Regions from separate parts of the Homo sapiens genome. Here region 2 is linked to region 1. The links are chromatin loops, found by intact Hi-C in ENCODE. Cell type or tissue: B cell. All regions are shown on one strand. Each heading gives the region's core, and the rest is flanking DNA. Links, peaks and the distances in the headings are about the cores only.

Region 1 (5,000 bases), core at 1-5,000:
TGTGTGTGTGTATCTTTTTTTTTAAGGGAGAGACAAGAACTTAACTATAGAAAAGAAATACTAAATGAAGAATCAACGACAAGGTAAAGGGTAGCTATGATGTCACAGGGTCTGAGCAAATCTCGAGATTCTGAGATTTGGGGTAAAGGATCACCAACAATGACCTGACTCTAGTAAGGGCCTCAGCCTTGTGCTGACATTGGCCATGGTGAGAGTTTCTGTAAGAAGAGCTGGACACACCATGGTTAAGTCCTGGGGAATTCAGACTCTGCCACCAATCTGGTATCCTTCAGCAATAATCTACATCCTCCAAGCTTTGGCCTTCTGCTCCATAAAAGGAGGCTGCTCACCTTTGCAGTTGTTGGTTCAAATAGGATAACATGAATGGGAAATGACCTGGATCACAGAAAGTGATGCTTTTACTTTTTAGAAGCAGAGTGTGATGAATAGAATACCAGTCTAACAACTAAGAAACTTGTAGTACGATGCCCTTCAGTGTTTGTGAATTTCCTCCAGTCAGCCTGTGCTGTCTTCTCTGAGCCTGACGATCCTTCTCAAATCTTTCTTGATTTTCATACTGTATCTATGATATGATGCTTAGAGGAGATTTATCACTACTGAAAATAATCCACCAATTACTGATTACCTATTATATACCAGACATTGCTTTTATATTCTTTATGTCACGAAATCCTGATGCTCAAGATAGATATAGTGACATCATTTACATTAAGGATGGGGGACAGCTGATGTTCTGTAAGGTAAATGCCTATGATGTGCACAACCACACACCCTGCTGCCTTTGTCTTAACTCCACAGCCCAGCCATGGCCACTTCCTGCTTGTAACCACAGCCCAGAGACAGTGATGGTCAACTCATCACTCACCACAAAAGTCCCTTCACACTTCCTCCCAGGGCAGGATGATGAGTTACACTTGCCCTTTCAGAGGGAAGAGAGCATGTGCACAGCCACAAGGGAAGCAATAGTCTGGCATATCCGGACACTCCTTTGCAAAGGCTCCCAATATTCTTTTACAGTGGAGGAAAGCATCAAGGCATGAGGTCTGATCAAGGTCCTCAAGGGCTCCAAAGTCTGGGGGAGGACGACCACGTAGGAAGGAAACACCAGCTGGGCCCAGGGACAAACAGGTGCAGCAGTGAGAACAGCTATTATCACTGCCAACATTGACACAGTGACTCTGTGTTCATAAATGCTTTATATATAAGAGCTACATTTTGTTTTCCCAGAACATATTGAGTACAATTCTGTATTAGAGGAACATAGGCAAAGGCCACTCTAGCCAGCATCTTGGCATAGCCGTTTCCTGAGAGAGCAAAACTAGTATGGGACCCTGCATAGATGCTCAAAGACTATCAGTTGAAGGAACAAATGAAGGAAAGGGAGCAGGACGGTAGTCCTCAGAGTTGCCTTATTACAAAATTGGAAGTATCCCCTCAACATTACCAAGAATGCTTTGATAACACGTTGCAGAGATTAAACTCCAGGAAGCATGGCAAGTCATTAATGAAAGGGACCATTATATTTAGAAGAAACTTAGGTCCAAATTAGCTCCCATCTAAAGATTAAACCCAGGTGCACTGACTCCCTGCCCAGCATTCTTTCCTACCATTCATGATCTAATTCCCCTTTTGAACCTGTTTATACATTTACCCTATGTAACCTCACAGGCAAACAAGTTCCAGATGTTTATTACCACAATCATGTTCTCTTAATCTTTTTTATTCTTCCTTATTTATAAGTCATATGAGATTTTTTATGCAGGAGGAAGAGCACTGAACTAGGAGTCAAGTAGCCGAGGTTCAAGTCCCTACTTGTTTAGTGAATTTGGGATAAATTGGTTTCTGCATTTGCAAAACGAGGGTGCTAGACTCTGATTTATGACTTCATAACTGCAATGACATTTATTCTCAACTTTCCTGGGCTACGTCCACCATCCACCACTAGCCTGCCAACCAAGCACAGGTAATAAGCAATGGCAGAGGAAAGTTACTTGCTCAGAGATGACACCAGAAGCAGGGAGCAGAACCAAGGCCCCAGATAAAATCCCTGACCTCAGATTGCTCTCTGGTTCCCTGAACCAGACACTGCTACAGATTAAGGAACTGTTTCTAAGCAGGTGTGGCCTGAGGATCAGTCAACACGATTTCCTGTTTGATGCTGAGAAAGAACATGTGAGTTTCCAATGCAAATTAGCATCTCTTTTATGAATTTACTGATTAATCTCAGATGAGTCACCTTTCTGCTCCAGTTACTTTAGGGAGACGGGGTTTGATTACAATTCAGGGATTCTTTTCAGCTCTAATGTCCCATCTCTAAAACTTCCATTTTTAGTGTCACAGTCTTAAGATAGTAAATTGCAAAGTAAAATGTTTCCTTCACTCAAGGGAAAACAAGGAGATGAAAAGAACATTTTGCAGTACCTCAAATTCCTAATAATAATGTTAACAGCAGCCATCTCTTACATTTATTTTGTACTGTAGTTTCATTGAATCTTCTCTGTGAAGAAGATATTCCATTCTACAGATGGAGATACTAAGGCTCTGGGAGACAGTGACTTTTCTGAAGGATTTGAGGCCAGTAAGTGACAGAGTTAAGAGTAGAGCCCAGGTATTCTGACTCTTAAGCTCAAAGACCCACAGCAGACTACACTGAGATAATTTTATCATTTCTATTGTTATTAAAACCAATTTCCACTGCAGAAGAGCAATTGCAGATTTTTAAGGAGAGGGCCAGGCTGAAGCCATTTAGCAGACACATGACTCCAGGACCACATGGCTTCTGGGGCAGCCTTGACAGATTTTAGAGTGAATGAGCAACAAATTATGTATTTTCTCTATCCCCTTGTACAGAAGGGTCAGGGAGTCGACAACACAGCCATAAATCATCATTATGAACCAGGCGGACTTGGCTTCTTGTAATCCTAACCCTTAAAAGTCTATTTAATGAAATTTGGGTTGTGAAAGGCAGCCTGAATACCTCACCTCTACAGACGAGGCGAAGGCTTAAATTGTTCTCCGACACGTTACACACCTAACTCTCGAGTCCCAGATTTACTGCTTTCGGACTTTATTCATTACTCACAATGTTTTTATTCCTGGGTAAGAAAATAAGCTCTTCCCTCCCCCTCCTCCTACAAAGACTCTGTCCCCACTCCCAGACTCCTGCCCCTAGAGCCCTCATTTCTGCCTCAGTCAGCAAGGTTCTGATATGTAAATTTCACTGCTGAGAAAAATGCCTTCAATGTTGATCCCTTTCTGAAACAGCAAGCAACAGATTCTGGGGGTGATGGCAGGCTGCCAGGCAAGCAGAGAATTCTCCCCTACCTGCCTTTTAAAGCACTTGGCACAGAATCTGGAAACTAATAAAATGGGAAAGCATTGCAATTAAGCTACAAGGGGACAGAAAGGGATCAGTCCTTGCCTGAGAAGGGCTGCAGTTTGGAGAGAGGTTGGCTCCAACTGCAAGACAGCTCCTCTTCCTGTCTTTTCTGGTGAAAAAGAGCTCAACTGCCCACATATTTACAAATATTTAACTGTTATGGAGAGGAAATATGAAGAAAAATTAGGATAGATTTTTGGGAAAAGATAGAGCAAGAGGTGGTGAAAGAAGCAACAACGTTGTAGCCAGAAAAACCTGTCTGAATCTTGTCTATTACCTTAGGCATGTGACTTTACCTCTCTGGGCTTAGATGTCCTCATCTATAAAATAAGGTTAATAATATCTATGTGGCAGGATTGCCAGGGAATTAGATAAGGTGATATGTCAATCGCCTGGCACCTAGCAGGAGAGCCCTCCAAAAGTTAACTTTTTTCTTCCCTCCATTGAAGAGGAAAGCAAACAAACAAATAAAAAACATGTTTTGTAGAGAGTATCTCTTCCAAGAGCTCCTTGGACGATACCATACCTAAATGAAGAGTTTGGAAATACCACCCCTCCAGGGTAGGACCAGAAAATGTATGTATGGATGACATTGCTTTTGATCATTTTATCTAGTATGTATTTTTCAGCAGATCAAGACAGAAGCAAAGTCTAAACCCAAAGCAGAAGGGACAACCCTACTCTACTGTTTTGTGTTATTTTTAACATTCCACTCTATTTGTAAATTATCCCAAGAAAAGTAATATTTTTGCACAGCAGCCTAACAATCTCTTTCAGAGACTGAGAACTCATCTTCCACCGCTGAGTCTGAAGGACAAACTTTCCTATACTCTGATCTGCTTTAATAATATTGGCTTAGTACTTTACAGCTTTCAAAGCACTTTCACATCCACTATACTGTTTGCTTCTCACAACACCATATGAATTACTAAATTATTACCAACACTTATATAAATGAGTATGATGAAGGCCAGAGAGGGCAGTGAATCACTCTGATAAAAATGAGACAGCAAGAAGACCATCACTGAAGCTGGGGCTTCCTCCTTCTAATTCCTGTGCTGTTCCCAATGGCATCGAGCTGGCTTTCTCTTAGAAGTCCTACTAGGCAGTAGTATGTATGTCTCCAGAGAGACATATGTTCACAGAACACCCAGTAAGGGCCTGCCATCTTGAAAGGCACCTGCACCTCTAAGTTCCTGCTAGCCACAGAGGGTCAAGTTGTTCTTTTACATCTCGGTTACATGAATTGATGAACTTCTTTTGCCCAGAAAAGATTAATTCAACAAACTGTTGATGATGGAGAATCGTGAAGGGAGAATCACATTTCTCACTTTAGTTCTCAGTCCCAAAGGAAAGGAAAAATATAATGTACTGGGTCCTGTTTCTAAGGATGGAGACAGATGTATGGCTGTATTTTCTCTGGCACTGACTGCTCCATCTACTGCAATAAAGTGCAGCGTCTTTAGTAACTAGAAATAGTTGATTGGAAATTTATTCTCTGATTCTTCTGTCACTTGGTTATCATCTTCAGCCTTTTTCAGAAGATCAGTGCCTCACTGTCTGGGAAAGGTAATGAAGACATAGATCTGTCCAAAGACAC
Region 2 (7,623 bases), core at 2,624-7,623, 55 kb before region 1:
CTGCATATGTAAAAATGAATTTATAATACCTGCCGTGTTAAGGTTGTTTTGCACTGAAGATGTATTTAGGTAACCTGAAAATATACCAAATATTTGTTTACTTGCTTATTGTCTGTGTTCCCCACCACAGTCTAAACCCCATGAAGAAAGAGACTTTGCCTTCGTCATTGCTGAACGCCTCTTGTCTAGAATAATGTCTAGAAATTGTTGGGTGTTCAATGAATGTTTATTGATTGAAACAATATAGTACCTCCTCATATCTGAAACAATGGTGCCTGGTATCCATTGATAGGTTAAGTTCTCCCAATTTTAACTCTTACTATTATTAATAAATTTTAGTTAAATGAGTAATAAGGAGAAAGAAAATACAAATATCAGAAGAGATAAAAACCACTCATAGACTCTGGAGAGCAAAGTAAATCAAATTTCATATGATCCGAAATGTTTTCAGACCTAGAATTTTTTTTAAAAATCTTTAAAAAAAAAAGATCGGAGGCTGAGGCAGGCAGATCACGAGGTCAGGAGATCGAGGCCACCTTGGCTAACATGGTGAAACCCCGTCTCTACTAAAAATACAAAAAATTAGCCGGGCGTGGTGGCGGGCGCCTGTTGTCCCAGCTACTCAGGAGGGTGAGGCAGGAGAATGGCATGAACCCAGGGGGTGGAGCTTGCAGTGAGCTGAGATCGCGCCACTGCACTCCAGCCTGGGCGACAGAGAGAGACTCCATCTCAAAAAAAAAAAAAAAGAAAGAAAGAAAAGCAAACAAAGGAACAATGCACACGTATCCACACAAGGAACACCGAAAATCCTTCAGGCAGTAAGTTGAGTAAAAGATAGGAAAGCCCCAGAAATTTGACATGGCTTCACTGGTGACCAAGACAGCATATTTATTCATTGTTCAGCAGCTCCCTTCTTATTCTCCAAGGAGTGGAAAGCGTTGCTGAGTTCTGGACGAAAGCCTCTCCCGTCAGCTGTTTAAGAGCATTGCTGTCATTAGACAACCTCAAATCATGTCAAGCCCCAGTCTCTGCCAGCACCGAGCTGAAAAGCCAATCCTCCAACTTAGCTCTGAACTCTTCACCCCAATCAATTAAGAGCGATCCCATCAAAAACCCCAAATAAGTTTGCTTGGCCTGACCTTGACGATTCTAGTTAAAGAGACATCGCTCCTCCTGGAAGAATCTATCATTTTTAAATGGCTCACATGATGGCTGAGGAATTCAGGGAGAGTTAGACTGAATCCCAGCACCCGAGAGCTGAGAGAGACCTCGGCACTCAGAGTCCATTTTTCACTACAGAAGAGGAAACTGAGGCTCAGAGACAGCGACTACCTTTCTTGAGGTCATATAACTTGGCGATTATTGTTGTGAAAATGTATTCCTTACACCAGTCAGAATGGCTATGATTAAAAAGTCAAAAAACAACAGATGTTGGTGTGGATGTGGAAAAAAGGGAATGTTTATACACTGTTGGTGGGGAAGAAATTAGTAAACTAGTACAACATCTAGGAAAAACAGTATGGAGATTTCTCAAAGAACTAAAAATAAAATTATCATTTGACCCAACAACCCCACTACTGGGTATCTACCCAGTACTTGTACCTGTATTTGTATGTCTATTGCAGCACTATTCTCAACAGCAAAGTCATGGAATCAACCTAAGTGTCCATCAGCAGCTGAACTGATAAAGAAAATATGGCTGGGTGCGGTGGCTCACACCTATAATCCCAGCACTTTGAGAGGTTGATGTGGGTGGATCACTTGAGGCCAGGAGTTTGAGACCAGCCTGGCCAACATGGTGAAATCCCATCTCTACTAAAAATACAAAAATTAACCAGGCCTGGTAGTGCACACCTGTAATCCCAGCTAGTCGGGAGGCTGAGGCAGGAGAATCACTTGAACTCAGGTGGTGGAGGGCTGCAGTGAGCTAGCTGAGTTCACACCACTGCACTCTACCCTGGGTGACAGAGCAAGGCTCTGTCTCAAAAATAGATGTATATGGTACATATACGCCATGGAATACTACACCACCAATTAAAAAGAATGAAATCATGTCTTTTGCAGCAACATGGATGGAGCTAGAGGCAATTATCTTAAAAGAAATAACTCAGAAACAGAAAACCAAATACTGCATGTTCTCACTTACAAGTGGGAGCTAAAGAATCAGTACACATGAACATCTAGAGAGTAATAACAGAACTAAGGGCTCCAAAAGGGGGAAGCGTCAGAGGAAGAGAGGGTTGAAAAATTACCTGTTGGGTACAATGTTCACTGTTTGGGTGACAGGCACCCTAAAAGTCCAAACCCTACCACTACACAATATATCCATATAACAAACCTGCACATGTACCCCTGAATCTATAAAATAAAACTTTTTTTTTAAAAAAGGATTATTTAGCTTTCTATTCAGTTCATTAATCATCACACTTGACCGTGCCAGTGACTGACTCATGATTCAAGAAGAGCTTGCTTCCACTTCCCAGAACTTGTTCCAGTTTCTCATTCTGCTTCCTATGCACTGTGTGAACTTGGACAAGTGACTTCACCTCCTGAACCTCAATTTTCATCCTTCAAAAGATGCGATAATAACATTTATTTCACACGTGTGTTATCAAGAGGAAATGAAAAAGCATTTAATTAAAACTGTTACTTTTAGTGCTTAATAATTGTTAGTTTCCCACCTTTTTCCTTTCTTCCTTCCTCTCTCTTTCTATTCCTTCTTTTCTTTTCCCTTGCTTCCATGCTTTCTTTCTTCCTCTGTTCTTAACAAGTACTGTAATGAATACAAAGAAGTTTAACAGAGGATCCTTGCTCAAAGGAAGTTAATCTCCAGGTGGCTTCAGTTTCCTCATCTATAAAATGTGAAGGTGGGAATGGATAACTTCTCCAGATATGTCCTCCCCTCACCAATTTATCTGCAGTAACACGTGTACATACGTAGTCAGCACAGATTACCAAGCACCTCTTTTCAGCCAGATCCTGAGCTAAGCTACACGGATAGATAGATTTACACTCCCTGTCCTCCACAAGCTCACAGAAAAATTGTAGCTGAAGACAAGGGGGAAGAACCTACAGTAGGCATGCAATTTATATAACTATTTTAAAGAGTTCAGATGTCAAGTAGAGAAAGGGGAAAATAGCCACGTCAGAGTCTACTGATGAGACAATCAGAGAGGGAAACACACAAAGTACTGTAGCTCTTGTCTGATTAAAAAGTACACACAAGTGTTAAAAGGAAGTAAAAGTTCACCACTCAGGGCAAATTATTTACAGGCACCAAATATTCTGAAGGAAATCTAAGGCATACCAACTACTAAATGTATTCAGTCTTCTAGGTTCTATGGTTAAGCTTGGTAGGAAAAAAAAATACAAAACCATACAATACTGGAAAGAGAGAAAGAGAAAGAAAGAAAGAAAGAAAGAAAGAAAGAAAGAAAGAAAGAAAGAAAGAAAGAAAGAAAGAAAGAGAAGGAAGAGATGGAAGAAAAGGAAGAGGAAGAAAGGAAGGAAGGAAAGTAACTTTGGTTTACACTTCTATGTACTCAGTTCCATACCAGGCCCCTTCACTGATATTATTCCATGAATGAAAGAAAAGAAGGAGAGAGGAAAGAAGGGGAAGAGAGGTGTGGGGTAGGGACAGGGAGGATGGAGAGGAGGGAAGAAGGAGGGACAAGAGGAGTGAAGGAAGGGAAGAAGGGAAGCGAAGAGAAGGTAGAAAAAGAAATGGAAGAAACTTGCAAGATGGATATTACCTTCCTTTTAAACGTGAGAAAACTAAAGCCAACAGATGAAATGCCTCGCACAGGCCACACAGATAATAAGAAGCAGAACCAGGATTCAAAGCCAGCTATGTCTGATTTCAAAGCTTGTGCTCCTTTCAGAATATCCTAATCACCAGGGCAGAGTCCAGTGTATCCCCCAAATGATGGTATAATTGTAAAGTATAGTCCAAAAAGCAGTAGCCAGGACCTCATAAGAATGGGAATAAAAGAAACAGAAATAAGAGCCCTTCCAGGTGCCCAGAGAATTCCACCACTCCTGTGATTAGCTATGCAAGATTCACCTCTCCCTTTGCTATTTATTGACTGAGTTAACCCTAGGCAAGTCACTGCACCTCTCTGGACCCCCAGTTATCTGCAAAATGGGTGTGTAATATTGTCACCATTTGATGAAGGAGACTGCATTCGCTAACCTCTTGAGATCCCCTTCAGCTTTAAGCCCTTGATTCTACTCACATCACAGAATCTCATACCTGGAAAGGACTATAGGAATAAGTGTTTCTCAAGCTTGAGAAGTAGACAGACCTTGGAGGAGAGATTTTTATTTGCCCCCTTTATCTGTTCTCTTCTTTTACATAGTGATAGAATTTTTAGTTGGTCGCAAGACTTTGCAGCTAAAGAGATTTCTTGCAGCTAGGTGTAGCCATATGACCAAATTATAGGATGTGAAAAGAAGTGATTTGGGCAACTTCTGTCCCTGAAAGAAAACAGTAGGCTCTCCCCCTTTCCTCCTTCCTGCTGGATGGAATGCAGACTTGATGGCAGGAGCTGGAGCTGCAGTCTTGGATCACAAGGTGGAAGTCAAGTGTTGAGCACTACAGAGCAACATGAGGGAAAGAGCAGGGGTCTTGATGATTGTGGAGCCATCGTTCTAGCTCTGGATCACCTACCTCGACTTTTTATTTGAGAGAGAAATAAATTCCTATCTTGTTTATGCCATTGTCTCCTAACAAATTCATTCCTTTTAAAGAAAAAAAAAACTCTCTAATTTCCCAATTTGGGAAACACACCACATGGAAAGTTAAATGCTAATACTCCAGATGTTTTCGTGGTGCTGCTAGAGCCATAAACACAAATTCAAACAGGACTGCTGAAACCTCATGTCTATAAATGGAAATCGAGGGGAAGGGTCCTTAAATAATTCCGATTGTTTTATATTGAATGAGAAGAGGTTTGGATAATCATTTCAATGTAAACACAAATTTATACAAATTACCGCAGAACTTTTAAATTGCCCTCACCCCTACCCTGAGCCTGGAGGCCCAAGGAACTCAATTAGAGAGAGAAAAAAAACGATCTAATCCATTTGTTTTATAAGAAATTTCTCAGTGACTCCAGGGCAATATCTGGTGGAGACAGAAGTCCTGAGAGCAGGAGGCAGGACAAGGTGGAGGCAGAAGAAGGAGAACCTTGGGTCCCCATCCTCGCTTCAACCACAGCACCACTGCTTTAATCTAGTTTATAAACTAGGGTTTTATAGGAGAGTTCAAAAGGCTCTGTTGTTAAAGTTCAAATATGTGCAACCTCCTGGTTAACAGAGGAAGGAGCTAGAGTCCAGAAAGGGGAAGTGGTTTGCCCAAAGTTTCACAGTAAGGGGGAGGCCAAGTTCCCCATGCCTAGAAACCAGCCTTTCACCTGAATCAGACCTACCGATCAAGCCAGACCCAGTGCCTAACCTGGAAACAACCCGACAAGGCTTCTTGAAGTCCCTCAACCCACTTTTACCCCATAGAGAGAGCTTCTCTTTTGCTCATAATTTTTCAGTGACTGTCTTGTCTCCATCTGTATTTCACTCAGAAGAGAAAGAGCCTTTAACCACTACAGGTACCATACCCTGAGGATGTGCTGGTAGATTCCTAAACAGGCCAGGGAAGTCAGGGGCCAGCCAGCCATCTCAGCTGACCCAGACAGTTCCTGCAGCATCACGACCAAAAGTGTCTTCTTCCCAGAAGGAAGGGTCAGGTAGGTGCCTGGTGTCAAGAACAGGCTTCCAAATTCTTAGGCATTAGTGTTGGTCACACAGATTAAAGTTAAAAGTGATTATTCATAAGAATAATCCAGATGTTCCCAGTTCTCAGAGGGCTTTTACACGCATTATCTCATTTGGGGACTCACACAATGTTACAAGGAACACTGGGCAGAAATTAATATGCCCTTCTATAGGTGGAGGCCCATCAGGATCTCACCAGAATGTGAGACTTTCAAGGGCACAAGATTTTGTCTATTTTGTTCACTGCTATTTCCCTAGTGTTTACAACACTCAACTTGGAATGATGTTCAATATCTATTTATTTAACGAATGAGTAATAAACAGCCCTTGCCAATCTTCCTAATCTCATCTCTCTTCACTTTTCCCATATGCCACTGACTGTGATCACACTGAACCGCATCCAGGTGCCCAAGTGTGAGAAACTCCTCCCCAAGCCTGAAGTTTCTGCATGAGTTTTTTTCCTCAGCCTGAAGTGGGCTCCTCCAACTTAGCCTCTATTGGACCTTTATGTCTCAATCTTGACATTCTGGGCTACAGATGCCTCACCAGGCAAGAGCAACCAGCCTAGGGGACAACTAAGGGTGAAAAATCTCCACTTGTGCTCTGCTTGCCAAGCTGGGCATCCTGCCATGGAGCTATAGTCACCCACAAAAAGGGGTGCCTTTTTCAAATTTTCACAAAGGCTCCAACAGAGTTAACTGTGGTCCTGTTGACAAGTTCCTCTGGGGGTTTTTGTTCACAGCCCAAAATAGTTTGGAGTCCACTCACAATCTCTGGACTTGTCTGTTTCCCTCTCAAGGCGGTGAGTTCTTCCACGGCAGGGGCTGTCTGGTTAGAAGTTCTCAGGCATCAGTACCATGCCAGGCCCACAGGAGGGGTTCAAGAAATGTTTATTGAATGACAGAGTAAATGAATGAATGATGAGTGAAGCGTAGAGAGGTGAACTGACTTTTCCAGAGTCAAACGGCCAGTAAGCGGCACAGCTGGCTTGAGTCCCCTAAACCTCCTGAAATCTAGTCTAGAGCTTTCTTCCATAGTGGAAATCTTCCTTCCAAATATTCCTTCTGGAAGTCAAGTCCTCAGAGACACCTTAACTAGTGGTGAAGACAAGTCAGACGAACTTAATTAATTCTGAGCACTCTCATGCATCCTATTCGCCAGGCCAGTGAGGGCATTCAGAAATATTTAGGGAGACTCATTTTTCTACCTCAATTCTTATTTCTGTCTGCTCCTCACTCTTCACCCAGAATTAAGACATGCTGGGCCGGGAGCGGTGGCTCACACCTGTAATCCCAGCACTTTGGGAGGCCGAGGAGGGTGGATCATAAGGTCAGGAGTTCGAGACCAGCCTGGCCAACATGGTGAAACCCTGTCTCTACTAAAAATACAAAAATTAGCTGGGCATGGTAGCGGGCACCTGTAATCCCAGCTACTCGGGAGGCTGAGGCAGGAGAATTGTTTGAACCCGGAAGGCCGAGGTTGCAGTGTGCCAAGATCGGGCCATTGCACTCCAGCCTGGGTGACAATGCAAGACTACGTCTAAAAAAAAAAAAAAAAAAAAAAAACACAACCACAACAACAAAAAAGACATGCTAACTAAGTTCAAGCAGGTCCCATGCCTCCAATGCAGGCTGTCCTGACCCAGCTTTGCCCCTTCAGTTCTTATCCTGCAAACCTAAAAAGCTGCTACACCAAGTGGCTTCTCTAAAAGACCCCAAGAGCCAAAAGCGACTCACATTTTGGTCTCTGGGGGATAATGTGATCCAGATTCCCTTACGCCATGCTGAACAAGGGAAAGCAAAGAGTATAGAAAATCACTACATTGGCAGCAGGGAGACGGGGGTTCTGATCCCT

Evidence for each region. A loop is a pair of places that touch in the nucleus more often than their neighbours do. Peaks named below come from ENCODE experiments on the same cell type or tissue, not always from the same donor. Only the 100,000 strongest peaks of a DNase experiment are listed, where the experiment ranks them.
Region 2: it touches region 1 in a loop (8-fold over the local background); 4 of 110 quality-filtered maps call a loop at or near these places.

Annotation. Positions count from the first base shown.
Region 1 is chr1:56,524,823-56,529,822 of GRCh38, forward strand. The region is part of intron 2 of PLPP3 (phospholipid phosphatase 3); the gene reads right to left. Among named protein-coding and RNA genes, the nearest start is that of PLPP3, 52 kb to the right of the region's middle. RefSeq lists an enhancer at 909-1,188. In B cell, for the core only: no CTCF peak of the experiment used is centred there; DNase peaks (open chromatin) are centred at 979 and 2,139; H3K4me3 peaks cover 359 bases; H3K27ac peaks cover 1,098 bases.
Region 2 is chr1:56,467,697-56,475,319 of GRCh38, forward strand. All of the region lies in intron 1 of LOC124904185 (a long non-coding RNA gene), which reads right to left. Among named protein-coding and RNA genes, the nearest start is that of LINC01767, 57 kb to the left of the region's middle. In B cell, for the core only: no CTCF peak of the experiment used is centred there; a DNase peak (open chromatin) is centred at 5,375.